Linked DNA regions of Homo sapiens: region 1 is linked to region 2. A link is an interaction called in ENCODE POLR2A ChIA-PET data of the cell type or tissue named here. Cell type or tissue: endothelial cell of umbilical vein. All regions are shown on one strand. Links, peaks and the distances in the headings refer to the core of each region. The heading gives the core; the rest is flanking DNA.

Region 1 (5,389 bases), core at 123-5,122, 360 kb before region 2:
AGTGAGACTCTGTCTCAAAAAAAAAACAAAAACAAACAAACTACTCTCTAGGAAGCAGAATAATAATAGTTTTTAGTACTGAAAGTAAACATCTTCAGCTGGAAATAAGGTTTTCCTGGTGCATAGTGTCTGCCTTCAACTTTCTTGCTATAATCATGAATCCATATGGGAGAGCTGATTTTACAGGACCATCCGCAAGTTTTTTACACCAAAGTGAAATTATCAACACACGTAAAGCTTTCACATAATCCTCTCAAATACTTGATCATCTATATTCTCAGCTAGTTGAGGTGTAAGAGTTTCCCAAAATACCTGCACTGTCATTCAGTCTACCACTAGAGTTTTGGACTGCAGCCACTGTGCTAGCAGCAAAGCAGCACTTGCTGCATCAAGAACTCTGCCGAGAAGAGCATGTGTAGAGAGGATGGATGTCAGTATCCATTATCCACACAATTGCATGGGATCCTGCTGACATCCTTATGTCCACATGCTTAGCTCATCAGAATTCATTTTGCGGCAAGGTGGCCATAGTAGAGTGATCACTGCCAGGTGAGCACAATAAATGTTTTAAGGAAATGATGAAGTATGTCTTTGAATAGAAAAGTAGTCCTTTGAAATTCTGGAAAAATAGCAGCAGATGGGCCAAGCTGGCATCCAACTATCACAAACAGCAAGAAATATTTTAAGAAAAAAAAAAAAAAAAAAAGCATGGGGGGCAGTCTGCAAAGCAAAGACAAAAAAAAAAAAAGTGTTTGTAGCATGACAGTAAAAAGGGCATGGGTTTTAATCTCAGACTTGTTTTTAAATCCCAGCTATTTAATTTACTATTCCATTTTGGAAAACTGTGTAGCAACTTTGAGTCTCAATTTAAAAAAATATCTATAAAATGGGGATGGTAGTGTCTTTCTTGCAGAATTACTGTAAGGATTCAGTAAATCAAACACCTAGCCTAGTGTCCAGCACATATCAGATAATAAATAGATGGTTAAGTATAAACAAACATTGACGCCTAAATAACAAACCTAGGCCAGGAGCGGTGGCTCACACCTGTAATCCCAGCACTTTGGGAGGCCGAGGTGGGCAGATCACGGGGTCAGGAGAGCGAGACCATCCTGGCTAACACGGTGAAGCCCTGTCTCTACTAAAAATACAAACAAAATTAGCCAGACGTGGTGGCAGGCACCTATAGTCCCAGCTACTCGGGAGGCTGAGGCAGGAGAATGGTGTGAACCTGGGAGGCGGAGCTTTCAGTGAGCTGAGATCAGGCCACTGCATTCCAGCCTGGGCGACAGAGCGAGACTCCGTCTCAAAAAAAAAAAAAAAAAAGCAAAAAACAAAAAACAAAAAACAAAAACACAACAACAACAAACCTAAAGATAGTTTTCACAAACACAGAGTGGAGAAAGAAGTTTGGCTTCAAAGTTTGTGTTTCCAGTTATGCTTACAGCATCAGGATCTTCAAACCAAAGCTTAATACATTAAATAAAATTCAAGACTTTTTCTCTCTTTAAGTGGAAAATGCAAACACTTTCAAATTTTTCATATAATTTGGAAATATTCAAAAAGTGGAAGGTCAGTGTCCCAAGAGTTTTCCCTTCTAAGTTTCCAGGATGAGTCCAACCAGTATTTTCTTGATGATGTATAAACTTCCCCTAAGCTTGTGAGTCTTTGTGGACTCATAGACGAGAACTCAATCGAGAAAAGGCTGTGTGTTACCCAAATAGTGGCTTCTTCTGAGAGAGGATAGTGTCTGGTAGGCCCCAAATAATCACAAGACAGTAGTTTGCTTCTTAGAAGAATAAAGCCTGTTTCAATGGTAGGTAACAGGAGCTAGGGGCCATAGGAAGATAGGTAAGACAGCTAAGTAGTAATATTCCCAGTCTATGGAATCCTGAAAGAGTGGCTATGAGACTGAAGGAGGGAAAGGATGAACAGCTGAGACCAAGGTAGCCATACTACTTAACCTAAAGAAAGGTAAAATGCAGAGATATAGCTTAGACAGGTTAGATCAGCAAAGGCATTTCTTGCGTTAACTAAAGGAGATTCTGTATCTTCTCATTAGTATGTGTTCTGGTGAAATTAAGCTTATAACTGATAGAAGGGAATGGATTCACTCGCTATACTATCATAGGAAAATAAAAATGGTCGTAGGAACTTAGGAAGGAGATGATGGGCATAATCTTTTTGTACTGAGCGGCAGCAAGGCCTGGGCAAGATCAAGATATGAAAACTGGGTTCTGGCAAGGACCCTATTTTTAAATTATCTGATGTTGAGTAATTCACTTGCATTCCTTAAATTGTCAATTTTCTATCTGTACTATGAGGACCCTGAGCTTTCTCCCTTCTATATAATTCTATGCCTAAGAGGAGAAAAAACAAACAAACAAAATGATCAATCAGTTTCATTACAAATTTCAAGGGAGCATTTTTTTTATTCTCTTTGTTCTACATTGGCAGGAAGGCAGAGCAAGGTGGGAACTGAGGATAAGGGATGAGTGCTGAAATGTTCTTGGTTTCCTCTCCAGATAAGCAGAGAGTTTAAGCTTCATTGTTAGCCTGCCGCTTCTCCAAGTCTGGATATCATCCTCAAGTGCTACATTCTAGATCTGTTACCAGTGTGATGTGCTTTTAGAGGTTAGGGTATTACCAAGGGGACTGCCTAAACTGCCTGAAATAGATGATGTCTAGGACTTTTGGATGAGCGAGGATCTTTTATTTTAACTCTCTGCTCTGAGTTTGCAACCACAATTTAAAAGAATAAAAAACAAAACACAAAATGGGGTAGTATTACAATTGCCTGCATAGTGGGAATTTTCTGAAGGCAAAGACATGATAAGAAACAAAATGATATGCCCGGTTTCCATGGAAATACAGGATAGAGCCTTGAGGAAGTAGAGGTCACTTAGTTCACTTTTTTTCCATGCAGGAGTCCAACAGGTGGCTGCCTGCCTTTGCTCAAACAATCCAGTGACAAAAAACATAGTCAAGGAGCAGTCTTCCTTGTTTTGAGTCCCAAATTATATTTTTTTTGTATTTCCAAAAGATCACATAGAAAACTCTATTTTAAAATAATCTTACGTTTAATGAAAAGGGTAGTGGCATTTTCTAAAAAAATCTATAGGAGTTATTCTGAAAACACTTATTTTGGAAATATTTTATTTTTCTTTTTGGGTTGAAAGTTACTGAGTAGTCACTATACAAATATTGTGCTGTATGTTCTACATCAATTATTTCCAATTATTTCATTTAACCTCCACAACAAGATATAAATAAGCACTACACTACTGTGCTCGTTTTACAGAGTAAAAAACAGTGCTGTGCCTCAGGAAACATTTATGGCTAATTGATGGAACTTGGATGTAAGCACAGACTCATAATCATAAAGTTAAGTTACTATGAAACAAATTTGTAGCTTATTTTTCATTAAATATAGGTTTTTACATGGGACTTTTGGAGAATTTTACAACTCAAAAATGTCAATGATCTTATATCAATAATTTTAACCAAGGAAACAATCATTAAAGAGACAATTTTCCCCTGAGCAAGAAACCGAGTATCAAATTCCTGTTACATAACTATGCTGCATTATCTTTCAAGAGGTTGATGGTAGAATAATATACAGGACATCATTTGTCTTGTTTTATATGATGGAATAACAACTTAAGTGGCAAAATTCATGGCATCAAAGGAAAAAAAAAGACACTGGCTCTAACTATGTGGCAGTATTATAGATAGAAGGAAGGGCATCTAAACTGCACTAGGAAATGAAAATCAAGTTATGTCAGCAACACTGAGAGACAAGAAAGAGATCTAGTCTAAGACCTGATAAATTTCTTTTTTCTTATCTCAATCCAGAAATGAATCTTTTGAACAATCTATTTGAATGTGTAGTACACCAGTAAATACAATGCCAGTGCCAGAAAGATATATATTCCCATGTTAACCGTATCATCTCTTTTAGTAATGATTTTATTGCTGTTTCTGGCTGCTCGCTTGGTCTAATGTGCTCTCTCTTGCTGCTTCATTGCTCGCATGAGCAACAGCTAATCTATCATCCCCTTTCTACAGCACCTGTCACTGTAGCTTTTATGAGTTGTAAATGAGGACTGCACAGCTTATGCCCACAGAACTAACACATGAACATAATCTTTCATTAAGAAAGGTTTTTTTCTTTTCATTAATTAATTTAACTCATGCTTACCTATCACTGACCTTTATATTTCTAATGTTTGCCTCTACAAGCCATACCTTGCTCTCTGAGAAAAACGAACAAAAATTTGGAAAATGTTCCTAAGGTGCTCAAAACTGCTGTCTCATCTAGCAGTAAAAGATTCCTTTTTGGTGAACCACAAATTTTCTTCCCTTTGTAATTTCAATGTGTGTAGCATTACATAAAATACTTATGTTTCAGTAATTGCACATGGTTTTCAAAAATTCTACTTACAAAAATGATGGCATGTTGGCAAACTGTGGTAACAATCAACTTAGAACAATCCACAAAATTCCATGACTATAAGCTCCTGGGTATATATTTTTCCCTACTATTATCTTGGTACATTTTTTTTGTCAGCATGCCAGCCCTCCAAGTGCTTGTCATGTCTCTTCCCTCATCAATCCAATCACCTCACTGGCTGACTGCTTAACAAAAGAGAGTTCTGGTACCATGGGGTTTACTACCACCTTTTCTAGGCCTACTAATGTTTACCTGGCTTCGTTTAGATTTGATCTTCTTGCTAAATGTGAAGAGCAGGACTCCACAAATGAACACTAACTATTCCAGAATATAAAAATCACCTTGATTATTTCTACTAAGTGAGGTTTCCTGACCAACATGTTGTGAGTTGAACTGTCTCTTCCTAAAAGGTATGCTGGAGTCCTAATTCCTGGTACCTCTGAATGTAACCTTATTTGAAGATAGAGTCTTTGCAGATGTAATCAAATGAAGATGAGGTCATACCAGATGAGAATGTGCTGAGTTCATTGACTGATGTCCTTTTAAGAGAGCCTTGTGAAGACACGGACACAGAGATACACACAGGGAAAACATATTGTGAAGACCGAGGCAATGCAGCTGGAATTCAAGGAATGTCAAGAATTACTGGCAACCACCGGAAGCTAGGAGAGAGGCAAGGAATAGATTCTTCCTCGGGTCTCCAGAAAGAACAAACTCTGCAGACACACCTTGATTTCAGACTTCTAGCCTGCAGTACTATGAAAAAACAAATTTCTGTTGCTTTTAGCTACCCAGTTTGTGGTAATTTGCTACAACAGCCCTAGAAAACAAATACAGAAGGCAAGAGGTACAAGATAAATGGAGGTACAAGAAATATTACGCACAATATGCAATATATGTACTATCTTATCATTCACAAAACATATCAACTGACAA
Region 2 (5,389 bases), core at 88-5,087:
CACTGTCTCCCATCTCCACATCTTGTTCCACTGGAAGGTCTTTAGAGGCAATAACATGCATGGAGCTGTCATCTCCTGTGATAACAATGCTGTCTTCTGGAATATCTCCTGAAGGACCTGCTTGAGGTTGTTTTACAGTTAACTTTTTTGTATGTAAGTAGAAGGAATGCACTCTAAAAAAACTATATAAATTATAATATAGTAAATACATAAACCAGTAACATAGTCATTTATTATCATTATCAAGTATCATGCACAGACATAATTGTATGTGTGACAGTTTTACAGGACTGCGGCAGAGTATGTTTGTTTCTACCAGCCTCACTACAATAATGACACTGCAACATTGTACTATGACATTACAACAGCCACAGCATCACTGAGTGATAGGAATTTTTCAGTTGTATTAAAATCTTATAGGACCACTATTGTACATTTGGTTGGTCCATTGTTGAGAAAAACATTATTATGCAGGGCATGACTGTATATAAAAATATATATGATAGTTTCTTTTATCAAAAATGGGATCATATTATACTTCTACTTTTTGGCCCACTTAATTACAGATCTGCCACTACTAGCTGTGTGTCAAATTTCTTAATTGCTCCATCTTAATTTCCTCATCTATAACACGGGCATTAACAACAGTCCTTGTGTTGTTTCATATGTTGCTCACTGGCATAACAACAGGGTTGTTATGAGGATTAAATGAGTTGATGCTTGTGAAATGCTTAAAATAGTTTTTTTTTTTTTTATTGTTTTGTTTGTTTGTTTTTTGGAGACGGAGTCTTGCCCTGTCGCCCAGGCTGGAGTGCAGTAATGAGATCTCAGCTCACTGCAACCTCTGCCTCCCAGATTCAAGTGATTCTCCTGTCTCAGCCTCCCAAGTAGCTAATTGTTTTGTATTTTTAGTAGAGAAAAGATTTCACTATGTTGCCCAGGCTGGTCTTGAACTCCTGACCTCAGGTGATCCACCCACCTCAGCCTCCCAAAGTGCTGGGATTACAGGCATGAGCCACTGTGCCCAGCAAAATATTATTCAATAAATGTTATTATTATACTACAATCTATTATATACTTTCTTACTGTTTGTCATATGAACTACAGCCAATTAATCCCTTCATTATGCAGATGAGAAACATGAAGCTCAAAGAGGATAATTACCTTGACAATTTAACAATGTTCCTAACAGAACCAGAATGCCAGGACTTTTCTCAGTACTTTCTCTTCTTAACACCAACAGAACAGCTAGTAGCAAGAGACCTTACTAGATGCACAGCCCCGTGCTGAGAACTTTGCATCCATTAATTCACATGATCCCGACAAATAACCTTAAAAAGGCAATTACTATTATGATTCTAATCTTATCCATGAAGAAACTAGGACCTATACCAGTTCTAAGCGAGCAGACTTTGCCTAAGAAGTCACAACTAGCAAGCTGCAGAGCCAGATTTCAATTCAGGTATTTCTGACTCAGAAGCCTTTGCCTTAAAACATAATCCTATGCCTTATCACATGAGGATTTCCTCATATTAATGGGGATTTCCTCATGCTAATGGTGATTTGCCAGTAAATCTCTAAAAGTCATTAAGACTATCAAGGTCATTAAGATAGCATGATTCTCCAATGAGCTAACTTATTATAAAGGGACTTAAGTACCATGAAGATTCCAGCAGCCAGACATTCAAAGTTCTGACTTAATTCACCTTAGATGTATATTTCTACTTTCTGCCTCGCAGTTCCTCAGGCACACCTGCAACATGAAAGCCCCCTCTGTACTCATATCTCACTCAGTACACCTTCCACTTTCCTTCAAAAAAATAAAAAAAAAAGAAAACCAGTTGCTTTTTGTTGAGTTTTGAAAACCGCTGCAGTAACAGGAGTACGATGTGGGGATCTTAGATTCTTCTCAAATGGTCAGGGAGGGATTAGGGTATTTGTTAGGCCTAATCTCACCATGCTCTCTCGAGACTGTAGGATACATTTTCAGCAATGCAGGAAGAAGCAGGCATGCTGCAAATGTTGAATAGATTTGTTTATGAGCTAGGACAGAAGGTCATATTTCCCGTTTTGAATAGGAAAAAATCCTAGGCAATCTTTTGTGTTGAAATATGAAATTATTCCATCCTTTCAATTCTTTGCTGCTTTTACATATTGCTCACTTGTATTTCATAGTGAGTCATGCCTGCAGCAATCTAAGGCTTGTCTTGCTTCATTGTAACCACCTGCTTTCTCATCAGCTCAATTGATGAAAACTTCAAGTGCAACTACAATATATGTTTTTACTGATTTTTGTGGCCAAACAAAAGCCTTCAAATGAATGTTGGGAAACTACCGCCACGTATTTTGCCCATAAACACAAAAACTCCAATATTCAAGGGGACAACTGGCCACTTAAGTATTAGAATTTTACAAGTTCATTTCATAGACTGGTTACAAAAACTTTACAGAGCATTTTATCTTTATAAACAGTCAGAAGCTTCCCTTCTTTAGTTGAATATGCATTTTTGCTCAGGTGAGTTCCTGATAGAAGATGCCAATATTCTATAAAACACTTTGGATAATGTGATTGTTAATTTTATGTCACCTTGACTAATCTAAGTGATGCCCAATAGGGGTAAAATATTACTTTTGTGTGTGCCTGGGAAGGTGTTTTCTGAAGAAAATAGACTGAGTAAGGAAGATCGCCTTCACCAATGTGGGTGAGGCCCAACAAAAAAAACAGACGGGTGAGTTTGCTCTCTCTGTTAGAGCTGGGCCATTCATCTTCTCCTGCCCTGAGACATCAGTGCTCTTGGTTCTTGGGCCTTTGGACTCCGAAACTTACACTACTGATGACCCTTGTTCTCAGGACTTCAGTTTGTACTGAAATTACACCACTGGCTTTCCTCGGCCCCCAGTTTGCAGGGGACAGCCTGCAGGACTTCTCCGCTTCCATAATCATATGCATCAATTTCTCATAATGAATATATTTCTATATATCTATATATAATATTGGTTCTCTTTCTCTGGAGAACCTTGACTAATGCGGGAAATAATGATAAACCCAAGGAAGCAAACAAGATAATAAGGATTTGAAAAATAAAGTAACTATTTACCATCCTACATATTAATCCACCCAATTAGCTCTGAAATCAGTTAGCATAAACTGTAAGAGTTAAGAGTACAAGAGCCTGCTGCAGGAAAACAGTTTAAACCAATCAGAGACATATAATGTTATTTCTTCAAACAGTGAAGATTAAGTAAATGCAATCATGCATGTAAATATATGTATGTAAATCATGTGTGCAATGTATGTATGTACAGTGCTGAACATAGATGCTGAAAAATAGTTAATGAACTTTTCCCTTAACATTTACCTTTGGAGATTAACATAATTATTTATAAATCTGGTGAAAGATGTAGATATTCTCCCCCAAACATACCCAGAAGCATTTGCATCTCAAAATTTTACCACTGGGATAAGGGACAAAGATCTAAAGCCCATCCAAGCAACGCCGATAAGAACTTACATAGTCCACAGATAAGGAGAAGGAACAAACTACTCCCTTCAAGAAGCCTTCCCCTAACTAACTGCTATTCTTTCTATAACCCTATCATGGGAATTAACATTCTCATTCCAGCCTACAAGCTTTCCCTATACTATATAAACCTTTGGAAACACTGCAGTGTGCTAACAAAGTTGCTACAGTTAAATTTTAGAATGTCCTCTGGGATTCAATTAAATTCAAGAAATATCTATTTTGCAAATCACTAATAAAGTTGTACTAAGGGTTTTCTCAAAATTCTTTTTGTGCTATGAGTTCAAGATTCTGAGAATATTTTGTTTATATTTTGCCTTTATTTTTCATATTTACAAATGTGGCTTTCTGGTATTAGATACTTTATGTCATATATCATTTTCTTAAGCATTACGATGTTCAAAGTTCAGATCTATTTTATAGCTCTTATTATTAGATCTAATATATTGCATGAGTTTAAAAACAATGAATTCAAGACATATACATGGACTAGCACTGCAATTTTCAATCCTAGAGTCTGTGTATGTATATTAGTGCTTAAGAAAGTTAACTTGGAGTTCTTTAACTTTCACAAGACTTAGAGTTGCTGATGAAACAAACAAATGAAAATCTCCACAGGCTTGTTTAGGATTTGCCATAAAGCATAGCATGAATACAGGGTTTAGATCCAAATACGTGTATGGCTTTGGTTGGAATGCTTAAGTCAAGGTGAATCCACACAACTACAAGGGTACCTTATAGTTCTGGATAATTACAGAGTTGTTTTCCCACCAAGCAGCTAAGAGTTAAAGAGATGATTCTAACCCAAACCCTGCAACTAATTGTGTGCTAAGTAAATCATCTAATCTCACCAGATATTCATTATCTAATCCACAACGTAAGAATATTTTAAAGATGGTTTTCATTCCCTTTTACCTCTAAACTATGGACTGTATATAGGTAACTCAGTAATTAGACAGTAGGAAGAAACAAACTGAGGATGGTTGACAGTGTGAAGCATTTGCCTTCTGGTGGATTATACCACTCATGAGCCAGTAAACTCACCACCAGGGGGAGGAGGAAAACCCTGATCTGTGACATTTGCCAATTTCAGTGGTGTAAATATTCCCGCCATTGCCAATTTCAAGCTGCTTATGTGATGTGAATGAACACAAAGTTTGGAAGAGATCTGCATATTCAACTCTCAGGAACTGGTATGAGCACACTCCTAGGACACCTGTGACTCCAGTTTCTACATCCAAGTCTTAGTCTTAAGCTACAGATGAAAAATATTCTTTACCAATTTAAAAGGATGCCTTAACAACAAACCAAGCCAAAGCTTTGCTGAGAAACATTTTCCTATTTGGATGAAAAGATACACAGTACCCATTTGTTTTGGCCTTGGGGAAATAAAAGTGCAAACTAATATCCCTAAATGAAATGCACAAAACACATCTCAGTTTCACTTCCCACTAAAGTAGGTTGCAAGTTTGCAAATTCTCATTCAACAGAGGAGCTCATGTGAGTCCTTTCATTCAGATTGGCTGGCAATATTTCTCTTAACATCACGCTACATTTATACAAAACAAAGTTGAGGAACAACCTAAACTTGGAAAAGTTTCAAATGAATAATTCAATTGAACACATGCAGAAATCTGCAGAAAACAGATCTTTCTTCCCTGAAGGCATCATTAAGATCTTGCCAGACCTTCACCATTTATAGCATCAGCCATATTTACAGTATAGAGATACTTTGAAGAAAAGATATATTTGTTACCCTGGGTACCTAGCAGAAAGCAGGCCCTTGGAAAAAAAGGCTTACATGTACGTAGTTTATTTCTGAAAGTGATCCCATGGAGCAGAAGTAGCAAATAGGAAAGAATGTAAAG

The links. Peaks named below come from ENCODE experiments on the same cell type or tissue, not always from the same donor. Only the 100,000 strongest peaks of a DNase experiment are listed, where the experiment ranks them.
Region 1: POLR2A ChIA-PET joins it to region 2 with 5 read pairs; 2 of 35 experiments call an interaction of 5 or more read pairs at or near these places.

What each region holds. Positions count from the first base shown.
Region 1 is chr4:101,953,782-101,959,170 of GRCh38, reverse strand. The region is part of intron 7 of BANK1 (B cell scaffold protein with ankyrin repeats 1); the gene reads right to left. Among named protein-coding and RNA genes, the nearest start is that of BANK1, 170 kb to the right of the region's middle. RefSeq lists enhancers at 4,945-5,239, 4,817-5,367. In endothelial cell of umbilical vein, for the core only: no CTCF peak of the experiment used is centred there; a DNase peak (open chromatin) is centred at 2,880.
Region 2 is chr4:101,596,581-101,601,969 of GRCh38, reverse strand. No RefSeq gene overlaps it. Among named protein-coding and RNA genes, the nearest start is that of BANK1, 190 kb to the left of the region's middle. In endothelial cell of umbilical vein, for the core only: no CTCF peak of the experiment used is centred there; DNase peaks (open chromatin) are centred at 1,579 and 2,069.